Linked DNA regions of Mus musculus: region 2 is linked to region 1. The links are chromatin loops, found by intact Hi-C in ENCODE. Cell type or tissue: gastrocnemius. All regions are shown on one strand. Each heading gives the region's core, and the rest is flanking DNA. Links, peaks and the distances in the headings are about the cores only.

Region 1 (8,340 bases), core at 159-8,158:
CACAGCTGGCCACAGGCATGTGTTAAACCCAGTGTTAGGTGAGCAAAGAGAGAAACACTATCTGTAATTCAGAGGGTATGTGAGTTTAGAATAAATCGGTTGCTTGTGAGACACAGCCCTTCCTGGTAATGAGAGCTCCAAACAACTTGTTATGGACCAACATAAAAGAGACTGGAAGAAGCTGTGTCCTCCACAACATTGTCCATAGTAGACAGTGGTGACTACCATGTCATAGAACTATCCCCAGATATACACAGTAAAAATCACCGTTCTGTGGGGCCTTGTGGTCCAGAGCACTTGTTGCTCTTGCAGAGGTCTGGGATTTGGCTTCCAGCACCCATATATCAGCTGAAAAGTATTCTTAACTCCAGTGTCGGCAGTCTGGCAGTCTCTCCTCACCTCTGAGGGCACTAAGTACTCATGTGGTACACATTTAGAGAGCAAAGGAGACGAGATGTCGCTCCTGAGGTTAGACTAGAAACTCTTGTTCCACCCTGCTCATCCTTTCTTGGTAGCCCGTGCAGAAGCCACCTGTGAGGAAGCTGAAGGTGGCCTGGAGCCGACTATAGTGTCAACTACTGTGTTGGGGTAGCCGAAGAAGTATCCTAACCCCACTGACTCAGCCAAGGGCAATAAGAAGAGCTTTGAACAAAGAGAGTGGACATGTAGGGGAAGCAAGCTTTGCTCGGATTCCCACTGGGGGCAGAGGGGAGATTGGTGCTTATTGAAGGATTCAGCCATGAGTCCCCATTGCCCCAGATCAGACAAGGCCCCTCTTTAAAGACATTTATTTATTTGTTTGTTTGTTTGCTTGTTTGTTTTTAGATTACAAAATAGCAAATTATACTTCAGAATTGGGTCTGAGGTAGTTCAGTATCTTTCCAATGGAATAGAACATGGAGTTAAGATTTTTTTTTAAACCCCTAGATGAAGAGCTACAAATCATTAAAACCTTCCAGAGAGGGTGAGAATTAGTCTTCCCCAAAGATGAGCACCCTAACTGCTTATCCAACTCCAAGTAGTGTGCCCTAAAATACTGTATGTGCAAGCAATAGCAAAGAAAACATTCCAGCTTGGTGTCTTTGTTCTGCTGCATCAAAAGATCCAATTACGTAAGGCAACTTACTATGTTTTCAATTAGAGGTTGTAAAAACTAAATTTAAATCTTCTCAAAATATGTTATGATCTACCACAAAAATCTAGGTAGACATTTTAGGCCAGCTTAAAATTATCAACATCACCAAGTCACAAAATTTTCTGCCCATATTCCCAAGTGTAAGCTTTCCTTGTTTTGGTTTGTGGTATCTGCAAGGTGTGACATATTTAGTCTTTCATCTTTTATCTAATCATTTCCATTCCCACAATTATGTCTTCCAAATATATCTTATCTATGTGTCCTTTTATTTATTTCTTCCATGTCTCCTTGCCATCTAATCACTAGGACACAATTCAAGAATCATGGCACTGTCTTAGTCAGTGTTTCTATTCCTGCACAAATATGACCAAGAAGCAAGTTGGGGAGGAAAGGGTTTATTCAGCTTACACTTCCACACTGCTATTCATCACCAAAGGAAGTCTAGACTGGAACTCAAGCAGGTCAAGAAGCAGGAGCTGATGCAGAGGCCATGGAGGGAGGTTACTTACTGGTTTGCTTCCCCTGGCTTGCTTAGCTTACTTTCTTATAGAACCCAGGTCTTCCAGCCCAGGGGTGGCACCAACCACAAGAGGCTCTGCCCCTTTGATCACTAATTGAGAAGATGCCTTACAGCTGAATCTCATGGAGGTATTTCCTCAAGAGAGGCTCCTTTCTCTGTGATAACTCCAGCTGTGTCAAGTTGACACACAATACCAACCAGTAAAGGTACCATATCCCCACAGAAGCCTATCACTATGGAACCATGACACCACATGCCATGGCACCATATGGCAATGGCACCATATCTCCATCAAAACACATCACCATGACAGCATACACCATGGTACCACATCTCCAATCACATTATCATTGTCACGCCATGACACCAGTCATCATGACACCATCTCACCATGACACCATGTCACATGACAGCAGATCACCATGATAGCATAACACCATGTTGCTATGACACCATGACAACATGTCACCATGACAGCATGTCACCATGTTACCATGACACCATGTTACCATGTCACCGTACACCTTAACACTGACACACCATGGAACCTTGACACCACACCAGCTTGATACTGTGTCACCATTACACCAATCACCTTATCACTGCCACACCAAGTCACCATGTCACAATGGAATCACACGCTATGGCTTCTGTCTAGGTCCTGATGTGGATTAGACACGTTCTTGGATCTATGCACCCCAACTCACATCTGGAAACTGCCTTTTTCTAAGTGTGTGCTCAATAGACCCATTTTAAGTTACTGGATCTTGTCCCACTGATAACATTGGGTCGGTCCGAGTTAGGCAAGGCAAAATCTTTCCCTAGACCTGACGAAAACCGAAATCATCTGTGTTGGTGGATATGTTGTGTCTGGATGTTGGTAGCCATGCTTCTCTCCATACATGTCAACAAAAGTAGGAAATGCCTGTGGCTGAGGAAGAGGAGAGAAGCATACAAAAGGTAGAGGACAGACCCAGAGCAGGAGGCAGAGCTCCGGGAGCAGGAGGTGGAGCTCTGGGAGCAGGAGGCGGAGCTCTGGGAGCAGGAGGCGGAGCTCTGGGAGCAGGAAGCAGAGCTCCAGTGATGTCTCCCTCCTTGGGCTTCTTGTATTTCATTCTAGTTTCCTTATGATAAGTTACTTTTTAAAATTTTTTTATTTTTTGGTTTTTCGAGACAGGGTTTCTCTGTGTAGCCCTGGCTGTCCTGGAACTCACTCTGTAGACCAGGCTGGCCTCGAACTCAGAAACCTGCCTGCCTCTGCCTCCCAAGTGCTGGGATTAAAGGCGTGCGCCACCACGCCCCGCGATAATTTACTTTTTAAATTCTTTCCATCGCTTAAAGAGTCCTAACTAACACACCATGGCAACCTCCTAATCGTGCTTCTTGCTTCCTGTCTCTATGTTGTGTGCCTCTGTGAGGAAAGCAAAACTTTATCTCTATACTTGGGTTTTTCAGCCAGACCTGAGAACCTAGCAGGGGAGTGAAGATCCGGAGGTATGGAGTTGAACACAAACACTGAATTGCACAGAGTAGAAAGTCGAGGGGACAGAACAAGGCAAGGGGGCTCGAGGAGGGCAGCTATCCAGGTAGAGAAGTAACAATGAAAATGAGGTTAATGTCAAAGGCATTTCCTCCTGCTTCCCTCGATAAGCACTACCCTTTCCTTTTGGCAAGGGCATCTTTTACATATGAACTTTTTCTTCTGCTCTCAAGAGACAGGTGAGAGCAGAGTGAGCATTATCCCCACACAGTTGATGCAGCGGCGTCATCTGAACGGCAAATTTAGGGCTGGTGTATCCTAAGCCCTCATCTACTCACAGGCAGGTAAAACGACTCAGAGGATGAAAACACCAGACTTTAGTTTAAACAGTGGGAGCTTTTTCGATAATAAAGTGGACACTTGCAAAGGAGAGTTGATGCGGGGTGTTCGTTTATTTAACTTTTTTTTTTTAATTATTGATTTTTGCTACGTACAGTAGAGGAGGCAGAAGGACTGAGAGGCAGAGGCGATGGAAATGGTGTCTTCCTCACATATCAGCCTGACACACATATGAACTCACAGAGATTGTGACAGCATGCACGGGAATATATAAAGTTATTGGTGACAGATAAAGGACCAGGACCTTCCAATATAAGAACCTCCTGTGCTCTGGATCCCGTGATCCTCAGGGATGGGGGTGAAGGGGTCCGGATGTTCAGAGGCTACAACAGCAGGCAATGCTGCCATCTTCTGGAGATTGTAGAAATTACACCATTGGGTCATTTTCATTCAAACGTTAGCTTCAGGAATGGAAGATTTATGAAGAATCATACTTTTTAAAAAAAGAAATAAAGATTTGGGTATGGTGGTGTACATAGGTAATCCCACTACTTGGCAGTCTGAGAATGGTCTACAGTTAGAGGTCATCCTGAGCTGCACAGTGAACTTGAAGCAAACCTGGGAGAGGGAGGAAGGAAAGAAAGAAGGGAGGGGAAAAGGGAGGGATGGAAGGAGGGATGGAGGGAGGGAGGTTGGTTCCAATTACATATAATGATAATGTTCATCTTTTAAAATCATAATGATATTGTTAACTTGTAACTCTACACTGAACTCTGGAAAGGCTGCAATTTAGGAATTGTTGTGTCGTCTTTGAGTGAGCTGCGTTTTTTGCTCTCACATGGTAGCACCAAATTATCAGCATCAAGCCAAAAAACCTAGCTTAGTTAAACGTACTTTGCGTAGAAGATACTCCAGATCCTGTGTGATTGTTTCTCCACCCAGACTGGCGAGAAGAATAACTGTAAGGGATCTTGATGGATTTTGGATTAGGGGTGCTCTTCTTGCTTAGTTAATTCAGAACAGAGCATCTAAGGTTGGCAATCAGCAAAATGATATTAGCACAAAAATGTTTGCAGCTTCACCACTAATATTGTTAAGGGAAAAGAAGAAAGATGAAAAGATCATTTGGGTAATTTGTGGGGATGTGAAAACTATAAAACAGGAGAAGACATGTATATTGATAAACACGTAAAAATGACTCTGACTGCGACTATGAAAACTGTCCATGTTTTCAGAGCATAGCCAAGAGGCCAAACTGTGTCTGCTGCTGGGTAAATGACATCAGGAACCTTCTGCATCCCGGTGAGTGGGCCGCCATTTCCTGCATGGCTCACGTGATTATTTCCTATTTGAAAAGCAAAGTAAGCACGCTCTATTCCCAAAGGGAAACTCTCAACAGCGCCCCCTACCTGTGCACACACACACACACACACACACACACACACACACAGTTTCTAGAAAATGGTGGAAATAGTTCTTCATTTTTTCCCCTCAAAAGACAACCTAAATGAAATCCCATTCTCAAGGGAACACGTCTCTTTTTTTGTTTGTTTGTTTTCCTTCCTCTGTCTGCCTGTCTCTTTTCTTTCTCTGTAGTTCTAGAACTTTCTCATCCCTCCAGGTCTTTTGCTTCCATCAAGCCTTCCCCTTGATAAGGCCGGGCAGAGATTCACATCCCTTCTGCCTTAAATGGAAAGAGATAGGAAAGTAGTCCTTTGAGGACCAGCGTGACCATCTGAAGAAAAATCGTATTGCCCTTACTTGTACGAATGCCTTTTGGAAGCACAGAAAGTAGAAGCCTACTTAGCACGGCGGGCTGGAATGGGGATAGAGCGCAGGAAGGGCACCAGGGTGCAAAGATAAAATGATAGCGGGAGTTGTTCAGCTTCCCCTGTGCTCGCCTGGCCTTCTTCCCCACCGGAACTAAACTCCAGCAGGTCTCCAGGCCCGACTATGTCTTGCCTTTCCTGTCAGCTGCACAAGGAGATCTCTGAGCAATCACATCATGTATATTCAGCTGCTTAAAATAATTCACTTGCTGATCTGTGTTGGAAGGGGGACCCGGGCTTCCTGATCATGTCTGCTCCAGTCAGAAGATGATTCTCCGGCAGGGATGTCTTCTGTCTGGTGTGTCGTGGTACAAAGGCAGAGGGAGACCTTTTATGATTTAAATCGTGGTTTGTCTTGACATGAAGCCGATGCAGATAGAAAAACAGTGAGAGAACTCAGGCAGTACCTACTGTAATTAACGCTCAGATGAGCGGTTTTTCAAGACACAAAACATCCTTGCATTTTATTCTGATGACTAGCTGTGTCTTAATTGTTATCATCTGAAAGCCAATGAGGTGCATTCACCAGATAGCCAAATGATGCACCTGTAACTCCCTGTCAGCAGAATCCAGCTAGCCTGGGGCGGAGGGGCAGAGTCCAATCCATCCAATGAACTGGGATTAGAGTTCTCCCTTACAGTTTCCTCTTCACCCGACAGAGGCCTAAGAACAGTCAAAAGGTCTAGAATTGAGCATTATATGATAGTACAAGCTCTCTGTACTGGCTGCACCTTACAATTACCTGGTACTTTTTTTCCATTGCTTCGAAAGCCTACCCACTAGACATAACCCAAGAAGGAAGGATATATGTGGGTACGTAGCTTTAAAGGGTTTATTCTGTGTGGTGGGAGGGTAGGGCAAAGCAGCTCACAACACAGCAGACATGAAGCAGAGAAAGAATTTCTCAGAAAGGGCAAGAGGCAGCATGCAGGCCGATACCTGCTGTCACTCCTTCCTCCAAAGGCCTTGCCGCCTACTTTTTAATGTCTCCAGATGACGTCATCAAGTAATGATGCAATGATTGGTCCATTCTTCAGGTCAGAAATCTCATGATCTAATTGTCCCTGGAAACGCATTCACGCACACTTCTAGAGATGGGTGTTCCTTTTCAATCAAGTTTCATTTTTGAAATAACCTAACACACTAATATGGTTTGTCTAACCAAATAGACTATATGCCACATACTCCAGTGAGGAATTTCTGGAAGAAACTTCTGTACCTTCAAAGCTAAAACCATCCAGTCAACTTTTCTCTGATGCCACTTCCAGTCAACACTTTATGCCACTTCCAGATGCAAGATGCAAGAATGTCTAATGTGTGTGTGTGTGTGTGTGTGTGTGTGTGTGTGTGTATTAACTTCCTTGTTAACTTCCTTGAGGAGTCCGAGGCTAAAGGCAACTGGCTAACTTAATACACCGACCTATGAACCTGGGCTCGTTAGGCGTCTTAGTTGAAAGAAACAAAGACTCACTATAGTTGTTAAGATGGTGGGTGTGTGGTGAGGAGGGAAGTGGGACTTGAGAAGAGTCTGGGAAAGCCTGGTGACCAACAGGAGACGGGCAGTCCGGTGTGCAATCAGAAGAAGGCCATTTTACTCAGCATTGGGAATACAACGTTTTTCTTTATGCTTTATATTAATGTGGTGTATGTACCCCTCTCTGTTGCTATAATTTCTAGCCCCAATAAGCCCATATAAAAAGCATACAATCCAATTATTGTAACTGTAAGCTGTATGCCTAGATCGGGCAGATCTAACACTACACTAACTTAAGACCTTTTACTACTTGTGGTTTCTCCTGGCCACATAGATCAGGTCCATCAAGTCTTCTGTCCTCTCTCCTTCCCCTCTCCTCCACTTCTCTCTCCTATGTGTCCCCACTCTCAAACCTCCAGCCCCCCCATTCCCCTCTACTGCCCAATCACAGGCTCTGGCCTTTACTGGCAGGTTAAAATGGAGAAAATGTTCACATGAGATCAGCTGAGTATGAAATGGACTGCTTATTGGGGGCAACCCCTCTTGAGGAAGCAGAGTAAACATCTGAAGACAAACAGCACCAGGCCAACCCACACCGCCTCTCCATTTCTGCTTCTCTGTGTATCCCTTCCTGGTTTTGTTCTGACCACTTTCAGGGTTCTTTCGTTTTGTATATCCAGGTTTCCAGGAAGGAAAGGCCAAGTTAGACCTGATACCATCGTCACATTCAAGGAAAGCCTTGCCGCTGGCTTCCTAGAGGCTACAAGCCACTAGAGACAGGCTCCCCCGTGTCAGACACTCATCCGGTCCAGCCACTCAGGATCAGATGGGATATTTGAGTAGTGAGAACAAGTTACCTATGCCTGGGACTCCTGAGAGACCCCGGTGGGACAGTTATCTTTGAAGGAGCTATGAGTTTGCAGGAACCCTGCAGTTTACTATAAAGAGCCCAGAACCCAGACCGACACTGGGCTATAGTAGAGTAATTCCAGGTCCTGCTCTAGACCCCCTAAATTAGCATCTCATAGGAAAGGATTAGAGAATATGTATGCATATTTAAATGCACACACACACACACACACACACACACACACACACACACACACGTATATATCCTCAAGGAAACACAGCTTTGTCCTTGTGAAGGAAGGATAAAGAGGATCAGACCAAAGTCTGGATTCTCTAACTGTAGGGATAGGTAGGGATAGGTAGGGATAGGTAGGGATAGGTAGGGATAGGTAGGGATAGGTAGGGATAGGTAGGGATAGGTAGGGATAGATAGGGATAGATGGTAGGGATAGGTAGGGATAGGTAGGGATAGGTAGGGATAGGTAGGGATAGGTAGGGATAGGTAGGGATAGGTAGGGATAGGTAGGGATAGGTAGGGATAGGTAGGGATAGGTAGGGAGACCTGCTAGGAAAACTCACATGTGCTCTAGTGTGCACCTGAAGGTAAACACTCTGGTAAGACAGAAGAGCTGAGGTGGAATCGTTTCCCTCAGAAACAAAAGCTGAAGGGTTTTGTTTTCCCATACCTCCCAGAATATGCAGATGAGCCTCTGA
Region 2 (8,340 bases), core at 318-8,317, 230 kb before region 1:
TTCCCTCATTTCCCCTAAGTATGTATTTATTTAACAACGTTGTAAAATAACCTTTTACCACTCAACATCTGAAATAATTAGCAGAAAATCTGATGTTTGTGCCACTGTAAGAAGAAATGTTAGCCGGTTTTAAAGCTTCCCTTTAGTCTCATTTTATTGCTAATAAAGTGAGGCTCAGATTTGTGGCATTCCATATCTGGCTTGCATTTAGATCGACCTGCCAGTGTCTGTTATCTTGGCATCAGCCTTAGCTGGCACTGTGGTGATAGAGTCCAAACCTCTCTGTCCTAGTTTCCTGTTCAGAGTAATGAAGTTAAATACTTCATTTTCAGATCCCCGGTGGAATTCAGATCGAATGCTAATGAGGAAATATTAACAAATTCACCGAGCCTTTAGTGAACGCTCACAGACATCAGGTGTCTTGGTGGATTCCAGGGAAACAAAAATGAGGCATAATTTCTGTTTTCAAGGGAAGCAAACTGTATAAACAGACTACCCGGAAGTATCTTCAAGTCTCTCTCACTCCCTCTTTTTACAGTTCACAGAAACTTAAGATCTTTCTAGACTCAGACTCTCATTTGTCAACATCTCCTGACATCTTCCTCATCTACAACCCTGGTCTCTGTTTACTTACTGGCCCACCATGTACATGTCTGCGTTCTTTGTACCTTCTGTCAGTCACCTTCTTGAGGGAGATGCACACCCAGGGGAGGGTGCTGCTGGTTTCTTCACTGGCATCTGTGGTTCAGCAGCCTGTCTCTTTTTGAGTGACAGTGGTAGTCAGACTTTCTGGGCAGCAATGGTTCTGCCCTGTTCTGAGTCTGAGTCTGTGTGTGATTCAGAGGTGGCTGGCACCCTTTAGCTCCCAAGAAGTGAGTCAAGCAGTCAAACATGGCCAATCAGAGTATCTGGCCCCCTCAGCCCCTGTGGATGTAATAGAGAAGGAGAGCCATGGCCAAGTTTGATCAATGTTACTCAAGCCAGAATGTGGGTTAGTTTTTCACCAAGTGATAGAAGGGAAAACCTTCTCTTGTCTGCTAGTTTGTGTTGTGGAGTTCTGAGTCCAGACAAGCTGGCAGCCAAACGACTCAAACAGGAAGAGTGGAGCCAAGAGCACATATGCAAAAACTGCTTCACGAAGAATGTGAGGAACAGAAGCAAACCAAAATCAAATTAATGATTGGGTTGCTGCATTATCAGTGAGCACAAACACACACACACACACACACACACACACACACACACAAACCCACACACACACACACACGTCTTGTTTCATGTAATCTAGACTGACCTCAAACTCAGTGTGTAGCAGAGGATAACCTTGACCTTCTGATCCTCCTGTCCCCACCTCCTAAAAGGTGAGACAACAGATGTTTGCCACCATGCCCTTAGTTCCAGCACTCTCTCAAAAGAGCATCATCTCCAGCCTTGAAATAGATATTTTCCTGTGCTATATTCTCATTTGGTCGAGTGCACATATATTTATCCTCTGCATGTTCATTCAAGGAGCGACTGAAAACAGAATTATTTGGAGTACCATATAAACTTGCATCTTAACTTTAATTTATTCATTATCACATTTGGACATGGTTGCTACAAGACTTTGAACTATATACTTCCTCCAACCCAGACTTTCCCATAGTGGATCAGATCATTTCTCAAATACCTCTTGACCCCAACATGAACCAGGGTCTCAGTATCCCCAGTTCCTCCCAGACTTCACACAGCACTTGCTTCATGACCATTTTGTAAGATCGTGGCTATGAATGAGTCAGAAGGACCATCTCTGCTGGCAGTAAATTTGTTATTAAGTTGTCACACAAGTAAAGCCTGTAACCAACATTTAATCTTTATGACACACTGCTATGACATTGTTTTGTTCTAAAACACAGATCCTAGAGTCTAACTCTGGGGCTCTCTGATCCACTCTGTCTTAGGAGGGTCATAGAAGCACGCATGTTAAGACAGCACAGAACGAGCCTTGAGGACACGTATTTTGATAACATGACACTTGAGCCCCAGAGTCCGTACGTATTGGAGCTATAACTTTTCTTTTTGACCGTCTTATTTAGGTTAGGGTCTCTGACACTTGCAAAGGAAATTAGAACAAATAAGTAGATTTGAATAGAAGTGGATCTTGCAGACCGATAAGAATCACGCTAATCACATGCATGAAAGACTGAGCACATTTGGGCTGAATAAGCTGAATACGGCAGACAGTGGCTGGCCTGGGGGGTCTCTAAGGTGTGTGTGTATGTGTGTGTGTGTGTGTGTGGTGTATGCAAGTGTGTATATATGTGTGTATGTATGTATGATATAGTTTGTGTGTTTATATGGTATTTGCATGTATGTGTGTGTATATGATATAGTTTATAGGTTGGTACAGGGCACCTTCCACAGTTGCTTGTCTTTCACTGAACCTACTGACCAATTGACTAGTTTCCCAGTGAGTTTTGAGAACCTTCATTTGGCTTGAGCTAGGGTTACAAATAAGTCCATCCATGCCAGGCTTTTTAAAAGTGGGTAATAGAGATGCAACACAGGTCCTGCAGTTTATACACCAGATGCTTTTCCAAGATCCCTATGTGCTCTTTTTTTTTTCCTAGATTTTTTTAAACTGTGGATTGTATTTATTAAATTCTTTATGTCACTGATGCCATCATGTGATTTTTCTTCTTTAGTTTATTGATATAATGGAACACATTATTCAGTTTTCAAACACTGAACAAGCCTTGCATACCTGTTGTCTTAGTCAGGGTTTCTATTCCTGCACAAACATTATGACCAAGAAGCAAGTTGGGGAGGAAAGGGTTTATTCAGCTTACAATTCCATACTGCTGTTCATCACCAAGGAAGTCAGGACTGGACCTCAAACAGGTCAGGAAGCAGGAGCTGATGTAGAGGCCATGGAGGGATGCTCTTTACTGGCTTGCTTCCCCTGGCTTGCTTAGCTTGCTTCTTATAGAACCCAAGACTCCAGCCCAGGAATGGCACTACCCACAATGGACCCTCCCACCCTTGATCACTAATTGAGAAAATGCCTTATGGTTGGATCTCATGGAGGCATTTCCTCAACTGAAGCTCCTTTCTCTGTGATAACTCCAGCTTGTGTCAAGTTGACACACAAAATCAGCCAGTACACCTATATTGGGTCCTACCTGGTTAAGGTGTAGAGTTAAAATGTACATTTTCATACATTGTTGCATGTTGTTTTCTACCATTCTGCCTAAGATCTTTGTGCACAGGTTTATAAGAGTTATGGGTTTTCAGTATCATTTTGTGCATGTGTGTGAGTGTGCCATGAATGTACACAGCTGTGTGTGTGTGCCCGAGTGTGTTGTCTATGTCTTTGTCTGGATTTGATGTGAGAGTAAAACTTGTCTTATAAAATCAGCTGGACAGAATTTCCTCCTCTTCCGCTTTCTGTAAGCAAAGGAGAAAAATGTGTGCTAGTTCTTTGAATGTTTGGTACCATTTTCCAGTATAGTTGTCTGGATCAGGAGTTTCTTTTTCAGGAGTTTTGAGTTACAGGTTCAGTGATTATCAGGCGGCCCCAGCTGACAACACAACTGAGTTTTGTTGTCAAACCTCAGAGTCAAAAGCCTTTGGAAAGCTGTTTGGTTTCTTCTCTATTAACACAGGAGCACAAAGTTGTTCATATTGAATTTGTTTTGTTTGCTTGTTTTATTTTATTTTATTTTATTTTATTTTTTTTTTTTTGTGAAGCACCTGGGGGTCCTAGAAGTCACTTTGTAGACCAGGCTGGCCTCAAACTTGTAGATCCACCTACCTCCCAAGTACTGGATTAAAGGCGTGGACCACCACTGCCCGGCTTATATTTGTCTTTCAGACGATGTAACAAAGTCCCACAAACAGAATGATGTAAAAAACTATAGAAATATTTTGTCTTGTCTTCTGGACGCCAGGAGTCTGAAACTGTAAGACCCCGAATCTGGGCCTCCGCTCAAGTCCCGGGATAAGCTGGCCGGCAGCCCAATGAGAGAAAACCACACCTGATGCAAACTGCAAGAAGTTTTATTATCAACTAGCTGAGGACAAACTCCTTCTGCCCTACAGGGCAGGGGAGTTCGACCCCCAGCGGTAATAGTAGGGGGCTTTTTAAGGAAACGTGAGGAATTGGGAGGAGTTGGGAGGAGAGTTGGCCACAGCTCCTCTGGGGGGTGGGGAGGAGCTATAGCTCCTCTCCAGCGTCTATCTCTGTGTCCTTAGCACAGGGAGTCAAGCAAGTGCCTGACTAGGTCTTTTTACAATTATTAATTACAATCTCTGGTTTGTAAGGTATAGAAATAAAAAGGCTTTTTGCTGGCTATAGAGAACAAAGAGCTTCTTTCTGGCTGTATTTTTAGAGATCAGGGAAAACAAGCTTGGGGGAATGTTTTAGGGGCTTTACCTTTCAGGGAGAAACGCTCTAAATCAGGGTCTCACAAAACCAGCACAGTGTCAGTGGGGGGCATGTTTCCATGGAAATCAGCAGAGGGGATTCTTCTCCTCCTCTCTGGCTTCTGGGATATCACTATGTGATGGCTCCATCCTCGAATATAAGGTTTTCTTATAAGGTTACAGCCACACTCTACTTCCCTGTGGCCTCATTTTAATTAAACGAATTATATGTGCAGTGACTTTGCACCTTGAGATATTGGATATTGAACCCAATGCATATATCTTGGTGGACGCTTCATTTCACCACACCAGCTTTTCCTTGTTCCCTTTAAGAAGCAGAAGGGCGGGTGTGATCACTCCTGTTTGTTTCCTGACGGCAACAATGTGTCCTCTCAGTTTTTGCCAGTGCTTGTCTTCCTAGAGCATTTTTAAGTAATATACTTGATATAGCTGGGGTTGTTACCAAGAGCCCTGTGTATATATGACAAGCAGTCTATAGCCCCAGGTATTTGTCCAGAAGAAAGAACACTGTTTATTCACTGTTTATTGTGTCCTGTTGATCACCTGTTTCCATTTTCATCGGCCACACTCTTATCTTTGGTGTTTCTTCTCCCTGCAGTGGGTTTGCTTCTAGCTTCTTGGAGTAGGGACTCAGATCACTGTTTGACCCTTAACGGAGGGAGACAGTGTGCTTCTGCTTCTGACTGCATTCCTTATGACATCACTACTTTATCTTTGCAGGTCTCCATCTGGCCGCACTCTGTGTGACATCATTACTCTATCTCCACCTCTGTCTGAGTCTGAAAGTGATGCAGGGTGAAAGGGAAGTGTCTTAGTTTGGATTTGGAATAAGGCCTCTGTTCCTGTTTATCCTCACCTTTCAGAGTGTAGATGTATCATTTCCATGCAAAGCTTGGGGAGATTTATTTAACAGTATCCAGATAATAATTCCAAAGTAGACCTCAACATAGGTGGCTTTGGTACTGTAACTATAAGACCCCTGAAACTGGGGAGACTTCTGCTCAAGTCCCGGGATGAGCTGGCCGGCACCCCAATAGCCACATCTGATGCAAAACTGCAAGAGGCTTTATTATCAGCTAGCTGAGGACAAACTCCTTTTGCCTTGCAGGGCAGGGGAGTTCGACCCTGAGAGGTAACAGTAGGGGACTTTTAAAGGATAAAGTGAGGAATTGGGAGGAGTTGGGAGGAGGAGTTGGGAGGAGTTGGGAGGAGTTTGGCTACAGCTCTTCTCTGGCGGGTGTCCTTGGTAAAATTACAAGGTATGAGGAGTGGGGAGTGAGTTGTAGCTCTTCTTTGTGGAGTTTATCTCCGTGTCCTTGGCACAGGGAGCCAGGCAAGCTCCTGGCTAGGTCTTTTTACAATTATCGCATCTCTGGTTGTAAGGTATAGAAACAAAAAGGCTTTTTTTGCTGGCTATAGAGAACAAAGAGCTTCTTTCTGGCTGTATTTTTAGAGATCAGGGAAAACAAGCTTGGGGGAATGTTTTAGGGGCTTTACCTTTCAGGGAGAAACGCTTAAAGTCGGGGTCTCGCATAACTCCATTAGGATCTTACCCTTAGGTGTGTGCCTTTAGTTCTGCTCCACATTCTTTGTCTTCGTGGCACCTAGCTTATTCATCTTTCATTGTGACAGGTGAGATTCTGCCATCTCAGCTTTTAAAATCAATTTACCTGTAAGGTCTTATCTCTACTTGAATGTGTCTGTGTGGAGGGCATAAGGTCCAATCTCTACATGAATGTGTGTATGTGTGGAGGGTGTAATGCCCTATGTCTATGTGAATGTGTGTTTGTGTGGAGGGCATAAGGTCCTATCTCTACATGAATGTGTGTTTGTGTGGAGGGTAGATCTGAAGAGTAAACCTAGGATCTTGCATATCTGGGTAAGATAAAGCTTTGAACACCGTATTTTATCACAGTAGGAAGGATGTGTTAGGGTAAGATAAAGCTTTGAACACCGTATTTTATCACAGTAGGAAGGATGTGTTAGTGAATTTAATTTGAACGCTAGGTGAAAATGAAGACCATTGTAATTTTCTGTTAGGAGCAACCTCTTTCTCTCAGCACTGTTGTGCGATGTTGACACGAACCACTTCTCATGCATTGAGCCTAGCACTCAGCAGTGGTCATTCCTGGAGTCCATTTTTCTGTTGTGATTTAGGAAATGGCTTTCTTTCTCTTTTTTTTTTTCCAAAATATTTTATTTTATGTATGTCAGTATACTGTAGCTGTCTTTGACACATAGAAGAGGCATGAGATCCCATTGCAGATGGCTGTGAGCCACCATGTGGCTGCTGGGATTTGAACTAAGGACCTTTGGAAGAGCAGCCAGTGCTCTTAACCACTGAGCCACCTCTCCAGCTCTGAAATGGCTTTCTAACTGTGTCATTCTTTCTTCACATTTTGTTAGTTGAGTTTACCTGTTAGGAAGTGTTTATCTTCTTTTATTCTCAGTGTGTTTTAGTATTGTGGCAAAAGGGTAGACAGACAGACAAACAAACAAACAAAAACAGAACAGAAAAAGCAAAACAGAACAGAACAAAACAAAAACAAAAAACCATAAAAACTGTATGAAAATGAATATATTTGAAAGAAGCCCTTTCCCTCTGGGCTTCACACAACAAAACATGCCCATGGAAAGCCCCTGTTTTTCAAAGGTACGACAATTGAGTGGGGGGTGGGGTTGGGGGTGGGGGTGGGTTCCCCAGTGGAGGAATTGGAGAAGGGACTGAAGGAGATGAGGGGGTTTGCAGTCCCATGGAGGGAGCAACAGTATCAACAGGCCAGACCCCCCACCCAGAACTCCTGGGGACTGGACCACCAACCAAAAAGTACACGTGGAGGGTCCCATGCCACTGACCACATATGTGGCAGAGGATGGCCTTGTTGGATGTCAGTGGAAGGAGAGGCCCTTGGGCCTGAGAGTGTTTGATGCCCCATGTAGAGGAACAGTAGGGCAAAGAGACAAGAGTGGGTGGGTGGGTGGGGGAGCATCCTCATAGAGGTGGGGGGTGAGGGTGGGATAGGGGGCTTCTGAAGGGGAGACCTAGAAAGGGGAAAACACTTGAAATGTAAATAAAGAAAATATCAAAAAAAACCTTCTAAAAATAAAATAAAATGTGCTCTCTCTCTCGTGCGCACACACACACACACACACACACACACACACACACACACAAATTAGCCTTTTCCCAGTGATTTTGTCCAGCTATCAGCTTAGCATTCCTTTTCTAAATCCATCACCCTTTGGTCGGTGATCCTGGAGCTGGATCCTGCAACACACTTGCTCTGCCAACTGGCACAATGACACTTTGTCAGTAGAGGGCACTGGAGGGACACTGCAGAACTAACTAGCTCTGTCTGTCCCTGGTGTCCTTGTTCTTAAAGCAAGACTGGTTGCCTCTTAGATACGGCATCCAGCAGTGCGCACTGGAGCACCCACCCCCAGACACCCTGCCAGCCTCAGTGTGCTGAAGCCCTTCTGCCAGCAGACTGTTAGCTTCAGCCCACCAGCTGCCAACCAGTCCAGAAAAAACCCTGAGTAAACTTTTCTGCTCATCTGCTGGGCTGCAGCTACAACCTTTCTAATGAAGACTTTTAGGGAAGAGAACCTTCTTTGCAAATTGTTCCTTATATGGGTATTCCCATTCCTATGGCTATCATTAAGACTAAGTTCTGTCTTTTATTAACACCTTCTTTCTGGTAATTAATTTTTGGTATAACAGTCTCCCTGTACAAATGGGTTGTGTGATTTCTACCCCCTGCATAAGCCCTGTATAATGGAGAAACAGAATGGTCTTTAATTGTACCAGAATTCAAAGTTCTGATTGTGGGGTTAAGTTGATGATGCCCTTGAATTTCAGCATGTGCTGACAGGAAACAGGCTGCTTGCATTCTATGGTACGTGGGGATGACACAA

What was found. Hi-C counts contacts between places; a loop is a spot of excess contacts. Peaks named below come from ENCODE experiments on the same cell type or tissue, not always from the same donor. Only the 100,000 strongest peaks of a DNase experiment are listed, where the experiment ranks them.
Region 2: it touches region 1 in a loop (2.9-fold over the local background); 16 of 42 quality-filtered maps call a loop at or near these places.

The regions. Positions count from the first base shown.
Region 1 is chr5:104,214,617-104,222,956 of GRCm38, reverse strand. No RefSeq gene overlaps it. Among named protein-coding and RNA genes, the nearest start is that of Dmp1, 16 kb to the right of the region's middle. In gastrocnemius, for the core only: a CTCF peak has its summit at 3,867 (motif pointing left); DNase peaks (open chromatin) are centred at 3,835 and 4,837.
Region 2 is chr5:104,445,824-104,454,163 of GRCm38, reverse strand. It overlaps a transcript of Pkd2 not described here. Among named protein-coding and RNA genes, the nearest start is that of Pkd2, 9.5 kb to the left of the region's middle. In gastrocnemius, for the core only: a CTCF peak has its summit at 7,743 (motif pointing right); DNase peaks (open chromatin) are centred at 4,477 and 7,753.